3 separate regions of the Homo sapiens genome follow, and regions 1 and 3 are each linked to region 2. The links are chromatin contacts, found by Hi-C or POLR2A ChIA-PET in ENCODE. All regions are on one chromosome and are shown on one strand. The core of a region is the stretch at or near the end of the contact, and the rest is flanking DNA. Distances in the headings are between cores, read along the strand shown.

Region 1 (3,217 bases), core at 619-3,118, 130 kb before region 2:
CCACTGCCGTCCCTATGTTCCTCTCTGCCTTTGGCTCTGCACGGTACGAGCAGGTGGTCTCTGTCCAGCCAATGTGGGCCCTTTGCACACTGGTGTGAGTGCTTCTAAGTCTCGTTCCAGCTCTCAGTTCGGCCTCTCCCAATCTCCTTGTGTCTTCCCACAGCATGTGGGAAAAGACTAGGAGGACGGCACTGGGGCCACAAAGATAAGTCCATTGTCCCTGCACTCCAGGGATCTGAGCCCCGTGGGCCCCCGGCATGAGTATAATGTGGAAAGGAAGCCTGCGGAAAGGCTCCAAGAGGACGGTACGTTAGAACTGGGTCTCGAGACATGGGTGTCTGGGCCGTAGGGGTGCAGAAACCAGGTCCTGACTTGGCCTGGATGCAAGTGCCAGGGGCTGTTCTGTCTCTGTCAGCTCCAGGACCATTCAGGGGTGGCACAGAGCTTGGGAAGGAATGAATAACAGTCCTGGACATTATGCCAACATTCAGTGAGTGCCTACTGTGTGATCCAGTAGACCCTGGGTGATGTATTAACTTGCCAGTCCTCCCAGTAACCCAGATTAGTCCCAGTCTGCAGACGTGGAGGTGGAAGCTCAGAACAGTTCGGTCACTTGCTTGAGGCCACACAGCGAGGGGGGCAAAGCCAGGCCACCTGCTCCAGAGCCTAGGCATGGATGGGGGTGGAGGGGAGTCCTGAGCCGGGGGGTTCTTTGCTGCCTTTGGGCAGGGTGGGCACAGAGGTCCCAGTCTCGCTCTTGGCCACGCCGAGTGCTCCCTTCCGCTGACTGTGGCTGTAGTACCGACAGGTGTCTCTATTGATGCTACAGCCCCCACCTTTCATTGTCTCTGGGACAAAGGCTCCTCGGGCTCCTAGCTTTGGGACAAGACTGTGGCTGCTCCCTGCCATTGGCTAGGCCTCCCACTGGGGCCTCCTGCCCACTACCTCCCCATGCCTTGTGGCAAGCCTGTGAGTCAGCGTACCCATTTCACAGCAGGGACACAGAAAGCCCCTGAAACCAGGGACTTTCCCAGCACAAGAGTGTCCAAGACTAGAATCCAACTTTGTCTCGGTCCAGCCACCTGCAGAGTGACCCATGCGGATAGTTGTCAGCCCTTGCTGAGCCATCCTTTGTTTCCTGTTCATACTTTCCCATAAGTCACAGAATCCTCCAGGCAACCCAGTGATGTAGGCACTGTCACTATTCCTTCCTACAGACCTGGAAACTGAGTCACAAAAAGCAAGCTGCTTTCCCAGACCCCACTGCTCTGCTAGGTGGAGGCCAAGCTCGTGTGTGAACCCAGACCGCTGCTCTGAACTTCTCCACACCACACTGTGTAGAGGAAATAAGAGCTGGGAGACTTCTGCCTTCAGGGACTGTGTTTTTCCAAGAAGCCTGGAGGAAAGGATCTAACATTTATTGAGCACCTACTAAGTGCTGGCTGATCTCATAGCATTACTTTGCAAAGTGAATATTCTTCATCTTATTTTATAGATGAGGAAATGAGACTCAAGGAAGCAATATTGACTTGTTCCAGGTCGCCTAGCTAGTGAGGACGCGAGGAGAGGCAAGACTCTCCCCAGCCTGGGACCCCAGGGACCCTGCTAGTGAGGACGCCTGCTCCAAGCCTGGCCCCTCCAGGGAGGCTAGCTCTCACTAGCAGGGCAGCCTCCTTCCTTCTCCCTCCTTCCCGCCTCGGGAGAATTAAGTGGTAAATGTTTTCAAAGTCAACTGTCAAAAGAAAATGGTTAGAGGAAGGAAATGTGCAATTAGGAGCTTCAGAGTAATTTTCATCGTGTGGTTTGAGCTCGACTGTAAACACTCAGGAAGGAGAGAACGCGGCTGTTTCCCCCCCGGCTGGTTTCCTGCCAACTCTGCTGAGTCCCAGAACCGGGTGGGCTCCAGGCTGAGGCACTAGCAGGGAGGCCGGTGGGCAGCCAGCCTTGGACTGGGGAGGTGCTGGGGGCTGTGGGACACTCCCATTCCCAAGAGAAGCTTCTTCCAGCAGAATGTGCCGGCATTACAGAAAGGAAATATTAACATTATAATTATAATTCTGTTTATTTAATTAAGTTATTAAACAGGCCCAGCTTGGGGCGGGGCAGGGGGGAGAAAAAAAAAAAAACAACCCATAGTTTCATTCTAATTGTTTCTCCCAGGATGTAATTAGAGCCTTATAGAAGGAGTCAGAGCCAGAGAAGGCAGGGGCTCTGCCAGGCTGGGTCCAGGCCTGGTGCACAGCTCCGGGCAGGCTGGGCCTGGGGGAGTGGAAGGTAGAGGCTGGCTGTGGGAATGCAGCCTCTATGAGGGCTGGAACTCAGGCCTGTGTCCCCATGCCTGGCATGTACTAGGTGCTCAAGAAATAGTTGTGGAATAATTGCCTAGTGGACTTTGAGCAAGCAGAAAGGGCTGGTGGAGTGACTTTCTCAGCTGCCCTAAAGACATTCAGCAGATGATTTTTCTAGAAGGGATGCAGCAGCCTCCTCCTGGGGCTGCTCTTGGCCATTACCTCTGCTCTGACCTCCCTGGTGGCCCACCGTGGCTTGCAGGTGACCACACCGAGCAGCCTGTCTTAGATTGAGACCTTCACCTCTTCCTTCTGTGCCCTGGTCACTGTGGGCTGAGCCCTGGGGCAGAACAAACAAATGTCACCAGCTCCCAGGCTCCAGTGTGGAGGCTGCCCCTGTGCATCCCAAAGGGACGGGAGTATGAGGGCCCCAAAGGGTTCAGGAGGCTAAAACCCCTACTCCAGGTCCCCCAGTCTGAGAAGCCCTTTCTGGGACCTTGGACCAGGCCCAGCAGAGCCCCTCTTGAGGGGGCCAAGGGAGGCGCTGGCCCTGAACAGCCTCCAGATCCGGTCCTGTGCCCCTCGCGCTGACAGCTGCCCACAGGCTCCATGCAGAACCTCCCGTCAGACGGGAAGTGTCTTGTTCCAGCTGGCACGGCTTTATCGAACAGTCCTGGCTTTGTAAGTGTGGACAGCTGCGGGGAGAGGAGCTGGCTCTGGGGAGGTGTGGGGGCCGGGTCGGGGGCTAGACTGGGGAAGCTGAGGAGTGGGAGGTCAAAGCCAGCAGCATCTGCAAGTGGGTTGGGGGCCATGAAGGTTTGGTTTAGGGGGCATCCCCTGGAAAGCCGAGCCCCTAAACAGGAAGATGGGATGGGAGGCCAAATTGGGGAATGACCATGAAAGAGAGAGAGGTGTGTGGGGGGGAAGAT
Region 2 (3,271 bases), core at 428-2,927:
GTCAGGAGCTCCAGCCAAGCCTCAGATTGACACAATTGCACCAGAACCCTGAACAGTCTGGGGGAAAGAAAAAATCCCCTGCTCCTCCTCCCTCGGGGGGAGGCGGCCCCCGCAAGGTAGGCGGTGGCTGCAGGCAGCTGAGGCTGCGCCATTCATGGCTGCAGGACCGAGGCCCCACGCGGAGCGGAGACCAGGCGGCCACAGCCGCTGATTGGGCGTCGCGGCCGGGGGTTCAGCCAATCGGCTGTTTGGGAAGCGGGGCCATTCATGAAAGCGCAGCGGAGAGGAAGCGCGGGGGCGGGGAGCCCGGGTTATCACCGCGCCCCGCCAGCCCCATCACGGCCGCCGTGCCTTCTGCCGGGCCATGCTGCGGCTCGAGCGGCGCTGGCTCCTCGCAGGGAAGACCCCGGCCAGAGGCTGCGGAAGAGGCCAGGCTTTCTGGAAGCGCCTCCCAGGCAGGGCCTGGCAGCCGAACGCCGCTTGCTTCGGTCAACTGTGGCCATGAAGTCATTTTTTTCCCCTGCTGATTGAAATCATCTGTTTTCAGTTCCCTGACAAATTCATTGAGTTCCCTCTGAGGCTGGGGCCCCTCGGCTGCTGAGTCTCAGTCTGTAGCTGCGGCCCAGACCCACACAATTTCATCTTCTTGGATTTACATGGTCTCCGGTTTCCAGAGCCCCAGTGAAAGACGCATTTGTGTGGGAGATGTGGGGTTGGGTTTAGCAGCCCTGGTCCTGGGGAGAATGCTTCTAAGATGGCTATCTGCTGGGCTCTGGGCCCCAAACCCTGGCCCTCGGGTCTGTAAGGTTCCTGGGGCCCCAGATGACGGCATGGCCAAGAACGGCGCAGAATCCTCCACATCAGCTCTCTGAAAAGGGAAATGGCCCAGTGGAATGCTGGCCTCTCCCTGCAGGATGAGCACTCATTTCCTCTTGGGATCTAGCAAGTAGCTTAAAAATACACTCATGCAAAGGGCCCACATAGAGCTATACCTGTGGGGAGGGGAGGGGTCTGCTTTTGCATGTACCTCAGGGAGGTGTGGGGTGGCAGCCTGCTGACAAGGGCCCCGACCCCACCGCCTTGCCTGTGTCCTCCTCTATAAAATGGGCGTAGGAGCACCTAGCCCTTGGTCATGCACGCGCCCAGGAAAATCACAAACGCAGGGGCCCAGCATAGTGCCTGATACGCGGCGAGAGTTTAGTCACCGACGTCGGTTGTTGGTGGTGACGTGAGCAGTGACATAGAGGACAAAAGCGATGCTCAATTCCATTTCCGGGCGCGACACAGCTCCGGCAGGGGGCGCTGGGCTCTGGAGCCCTGGGGACCCCTGCTTCTCACACCACCGTCACCCCCAGCCACATACCTGAGCCACTGGGAGCATGAGCACCAGGGAACTTTTTCTCAATGGAAAGATTTCTTCACAGCAAGTGTTTCGCAAGCCTCTCTGAGGCTGTCAGTAATGAGTCCTTACTTCTTGACTTCCAAGTGTGTTACATAAGCCTAAGAGGTTGGTCAAAACACAACACACACACACACACACACACACACACACAAATGTGGCTGGAGAGAGTGGACGGGCAGGCTCTGCAGCTGTTCAAACTTTCTCGGCCACCTTCCCAGGCCATGAGGACTCCCCACTCATGGGCCTGTCGGAACCGTGCTGGGGAATGTGAGGTATGAGATCCGGGAGAGGAGAGCCCAGTAAGCCAGGGCTGCGGGGGAGACGGAGGGCGGGGCCCGGACACGGGCTTTTCCCAGCGGCCAGCACCCCTCCCGCAGGACCTCGGGTTCCACCCCAGCAGCCTCTGTTTGGTGGGGGGCAGAGAAGGGTGCCCCTGCCTGTGGGCCCCTCACGTTGGCTCTGCAGCACCCACGCAGGAAGAGGGTGCACACAGAGGGACGCGGACACCAAGGCCTGGGGTTGGACAAAATTGTTGCCCGCCACAGCTGGTCCCTCCACAGGCCACATAAGCCAGGGAGTTGGGGGCTGCCCGGCACAAATAGAGGAAGCAGACAGAGGAGCTGGGCGGCCTGGGGCAGCCGGATCCTACCACTCCTCATTTCTGCTCTGGGCTGGACCGGCTTCCCTTTTCTTCTGTTGTTTTAAACGGTTGGTGTTGGGATAGAAAGGCCCATGGGTCTCCTTCTGCCTCTGCGTCCTGGCTTCCACAATGCAGACAAAACTTAAAAATTCTCAGGGGCTTCTCATTTTAGCGTGGGTGGCAGAGGCCTGGAGAAGCCCGAGGTCACTTCAGACCGGCCACCTCCTTGGACCTTCCCTTCCTGACATAAAATGATGACTGTAATGGAGGCTCTGCACTCAGCCCGTGGAGACAGGCCAGAAGCGCTTTGCTACAGTACTAATATAGCGCACGTTTTGCTCATGAGACGGCACTCAGAAGTTCTCGGCATGATTAGAAAGTGTATCGGTCAGAATGCGCTAGGCCATGCTATGGCAACAAACAGGCCCCCAGATCTCAATGGCTGCCAGCAGGATCAGCAAATGGTTTCTGTAAAGAGTGACGTGTACTTTTGTTGTTGCTATTGTTTTTGGAGACACAGTCTCACTCTGTTGCCCAGGCTGGAGTGCAGTGGCGCGATCTCGGTTCACTGCAACATCCACCTCCCAGGTTCAAGCAATTCTCCTGCCTCAGCCTCCCGAGTAGCTGGGATTACAGGTGCCCACCGCCATATCCAGCTAATTTTTGTATTTTTAGTAGAGACAGGGTTTTGCCACGTTGGCCAGGCTGGTCTCCAACTCCTGACCTCAAGTGATCCACCCGCCTCAGCCTCCCAAAGTGCTGACATTACAGTTGTGAGCCACCGTGCCCGGCTACTTTTAATATATATTTTAGGCTTTGCAGGCCATTCAGTCTCTGTCGCAACTCCTCAACTCTGCTATTGTAACACAAAAGCGTGGCAGACAGCACACCAATGAGTGGGCTGCATTCCTATAAAATGATATTGAGAAATTGCCCACAGGCTGGCGTCTGCTGACCGCCAGCTTCAGATAACCAACGTTTGTCTTCTTCTTGTGCCACACATGCAAGGAGTGAGGGCCCGCTCCAGACGTGCTCCAGGGACCCAGGCTGATGGAGGATCGAGTCCCACCCAGACCTCCATCATCATGGAGGCCAGATGCACGAGCTGGTTCTTAAAACTTCTGCTCACAAGTGACTGAGACCTCTTCCACTCACATTTCACTGGTCAATCAAGTCATGCCACCACACCTGATTTCAACGGGGATGAGAAGAACAATTCTATTTGCTCA
Region 3 (3,083 bases), core at 329-2,828, 170 kb before region 2:
GAGTTGGGGTCTCACTATGTTGCTCAGGCTGGTCTTGAACCCCTGGTCTGAAGCTATCCTCCCACCTCAGCCCCCTGAGTAGCTGGGGCCACAGATGTGAGCTACCGTGCCCAGCCTACAGCCACATTTCAAGTGCTACTATAGCTATTGGGTACCAGATGGGACGGAGCAGGTACAGAGCATTTCTATTGTCAGAAGAGTTCTGTTGGTCTGTGCTGACCTCAGCCAGGTCCCATAGCCAATTCTGGGTCAGTGAGGAGCTGGGAAGCATAATAAGCAGCCTCTGCGCCTCTCTGGGCTAAGCAGTGGTGAATTTAGCCCAACTTGATGCCCCCCATGCTCATATCTCATGGCAGTTTTTCTTTCTACCTGAATTTTGCACGTAAAATCAGACTTAAAAAAGCAAAGTCCTTCTGGGCTGACCCTTCTCAAGTTCACTTTCTTTTTTTCTCTCAAGAAAAAAATTTTTAAAAAAAGGAAGTAGGAAAAGCCCAGCTTTGCCATGGGCCATAGATGTCACTGCAAGTGTCATTTCAGTCCTGAGCTCACCTGGCCTCTCCAGCCTCCGGAGGCTGCATGCTTCTGTTTTTACGTCTATTTTTAGTGCCCCTGGGTGAATGTCATTGCCGCCAGAGGCTGACATTTCATACTGTGGGAATCTTGACCTGCTGCTGTTCCGTTGTCAGTTGAATCTGCTTTGTTATGCCCCAGAAGGAAAGAACAATGATCATTAATAATCGGCAACTTCTGGAAAATCGGAAATGGAACCTCTGTGATCCGAGGCTGCCCTTAACCCCAGCTGTGCTGCCTGCAGCGAGCACCACATGGCTGGTCTCCAGAAGGCTCCACAGTTGCCAGAAGGTTACACCCTGGGGCTGCCAGCCGGTTGATGCAGGGCAGGTGGGCAGTAGGCAGTGGGCTGGGAGAGGGCAGACCTTGACCCTCAGTCATGTGACTGGGGTGGAGGAGGCTGAGGCAGAGTGACAAGAACTTGGTGAGGAAAGTGTCCAACTGCATAGAGACTTGCGGCCCACCTCCAGAGACCAGCACAGGGGACACCCTCCGGGGGCAGGGTAGAGGACAGGTGGGAGGAGGGGAAGGTGCCCTGTTCTGGATGGGTGGGTGGGGGTCTCACCTGGGCTGGGGAGTTCGATTCAGCCAAGTGTCTGAGCCCCTGACCCTGGGTTGGGTTCCGTGCTGGGTATTGTGGGGCACAAAGGGGAATGAGAACCGGGTAAGTGGTGGGAATTAGTGGGACCCTGGAGGAGCCCTAGCCAGCTGCTGGCTCATGGGTGGGGACTCACGGCTGCAAAGCCTCACACCTGCTGGCAGGGAAGACATTGTGGGTTCCCCCAGCACAGACGACTCCTTCAACCCCTTTGGGAGTGTGGACGGAACTGGGACTGGCCTGGCCTTTAGGGAAGAGGGGCTGTGCTTGTATCTCAGGCTCAAGTCACCTTTGACAAGGGAAGCAAAGGTCCCGGGAACAATTCCTTCTTTTCACACTGGGTGACCTGGCAGGAGCTCCTGCTGGAGCTGACGGAGGTGGCAGCCCCTCCCAGGCAGCCCAAGACAAACATGCTGTAGGAAGTTCCCACGGTCCCAGGGCCTCTCGCCTGGAGCTTTTGCAGTTACCTCCCGGAGGCCGGGGCTGTGGGGGAGGGTGAGGCCTCAGGCACCCACAGGTGAGTCTGGAGTCCCAGGCCCTGGGGACACACCTGCGGGGCACCTACTCTGTGCCATGCATTTTGCAAACATCATGTTACTGAATCCTTAAAATGATCTTCCTAAATTAATATTATGATCTTCATTTAGAAATCTAAGGCTTGGAGAGGTTAAGTCAGCCAGGTCTAGGGGTAGTTCAGCTCAGGCTGGAGTGTGGGGCAGGCTTCAGCCACCAGAGCCCAAGTGAGGGTCAGAGTGGAGGGCCCTGGTGTTACCTGTGCTTGCCGGCCAGGCTCTCCCACTCTGGGGTCCTGCCAAAAAACTAGTGTGGTCTCTATAGCCCTGCCACCTCTCAGATTCTAGACTTCCAGGCAGCAAGTGCTCAGGAATCGCCTGTCCTCTCAGGTACGTATCTGACCAAGTCCTGCCCTCGCCAATCTCCCAGACCCCATGGGATAATTGCAGAGGAATGGGGAGTCAGGCCCACAGTCAGGGGCTTGATTCTTGTGTCCTGAGGATGGACTGGCCCTACCCACTCATTTATTCTACTGCCCACCTTGACCCCTAACAATCCATTGATCTGTCCTTCTAGCCAACATCTACCATCAATCTATCTATACTCACTTATCCATCCATCACCTTACCCACCAGCCACACATGCACACAGCATCCACCATCAATCCATCCACACACACCCATCCATCCATCAACTTACCCACCAGCTACCCATGCATGCAACATCCACCATCAATCTATCTACACTTATCCATACATCACCTTACCCACCAGCCACCCATGCACACAGCATCCACCATCAATCCATCCATACGCACCCATCCATGCCATCGTGTTACCCATCAGCCACCCATGCATGCAGCATCCACCATTAATCCATCCACATTCACCTATCCATGCCATCATGTTACCCACCAGCCATCCATGCATGCAACATCCACCATCAATCTATTCACACTCACTTATCCATCCATCCCCTTACCCACCAGCCACCCATGCATGCAATATCCACCATTAATCCATCAACACACACCCATCCATCCATCACTTACACACCAGCCACCCATGCATGCAGCATCCACCTTTAATCTATCCACATTCACCCACCCATCCATCACCTTACTCACCAGCCACCCATGCATGCAGCATCCACCATCAATCCATCCACACTCACCCATCCATGCCATCATGTTATCCACTAGCCATCCATGCATGCAACATCCACCATCAATCCATCCACACTCACCCATCCATGCATCACCTTACCCACCAGCCACCCATGCATGCAGCATCCACCATGGGTCCCTTCAGAGTCACTCATTCATGCCACCATGTTATCCACCAGCCATCCATGCACACAGCATCCACCATCAATCCATCCACACTCATTCATCTACCATCAC

Evidence for each region. A loop is a pair of places that touch in the nucleus more often than their neighbours do. ChIA-PET counts read pairs that join two places held with the same protein, here RNA polymerase II (POLR2A). Pooled maps may share reads with other maps.
Region 1: a loop to region 2 is called in a pooled map, with 5 times the contacts of the local background. The contact joins the enhancer-like site here to the promoter of LINC02952 in region 2. A Hi-C loop is called at or near these places in 6 of 168 maps with a recorded cell type or tissue (PC-9, aorta, endothelial cell of umbilical vein and 3 more), 1 of 37 single-sample maps with no recorded cell type and 9 of 50 pooled maps. POLR2A ChIA-PET finds 5 or more read pairs at or near these places in 3 of 52 experiments (AG04449, BJ and common myeloid progenitor, CD34-positive).
Region 3: a map of MCF 10A shows a loop between it and region 2 (4-fold over the local background). The contact joins the enhancer-like site here to the promoter of LINC02952 in region 2. A Hi-C loop is called at or near these places in 2 of 168 maps with a recorded cell type or tissue (Caco-2 and MCF 10A) and 2 of 50 pooled maps. POLR2A ChIA-PET finds 5 or more read pairs at or near these places in 3 of 52 experiments (Caco-2, PC-9 and RWPE1).

Annotation. Positions count from the first base shown.
Region 1 is chr11:69,310,348-69,313,564 of GRCh38, forward strand. No RefSeq gene overlaps it. Among named protein-coding and RNA genes, the nearest start is that of MYEOV, 18 kb to the left of the region's middle. RefSeq lists enhancers at 531-1,030, 872-1,101. Within about 2 kb of position 1,869, at least 8 of the 41 ENCODE cell types and tissues checked have a DNase peak (open chromatin) inside an H3K27ac peak, as active enhancers do; they include endothelial cell of umbilical vein and heart right ventricle, where a contact is called at or near this core.
Region 2 is chr11:69,443,289-69,446,559 of GRCh38, forward strand. LINC02952 (long intergenic non-protein coding RNA 2952) reads right to left here and starts at 1,678. Exons shown (of 2, transcript NR_186235.1): 1 at 1,364-1,678. LOC124902703 (a long non-coding RNA gene) reads left to right here and starts at 1,535. Exons shown (of 2, transcript XR_007062759.1): 1 at 1,535-1,674; 2 at 3,051-3,271. RefSeq lists a silencer at 282-371.
Region 3 is chr11:69,276,718-69,279,800 of GRCh38, forward strand. No RefSeq gene overlaps it. Among named protein-coding and RNA genes, the nearest start is that of MYEOV, 16 kb to the right of the region's middle. Within about 2 kb of position 1,579, at least 6 of the 41 ENCODE cell types and tissues checked have a DNase peak (open chromatin) inside an H3K27ac peak, as active enhancers do; they include PC-9, where a contact is called at or near this core.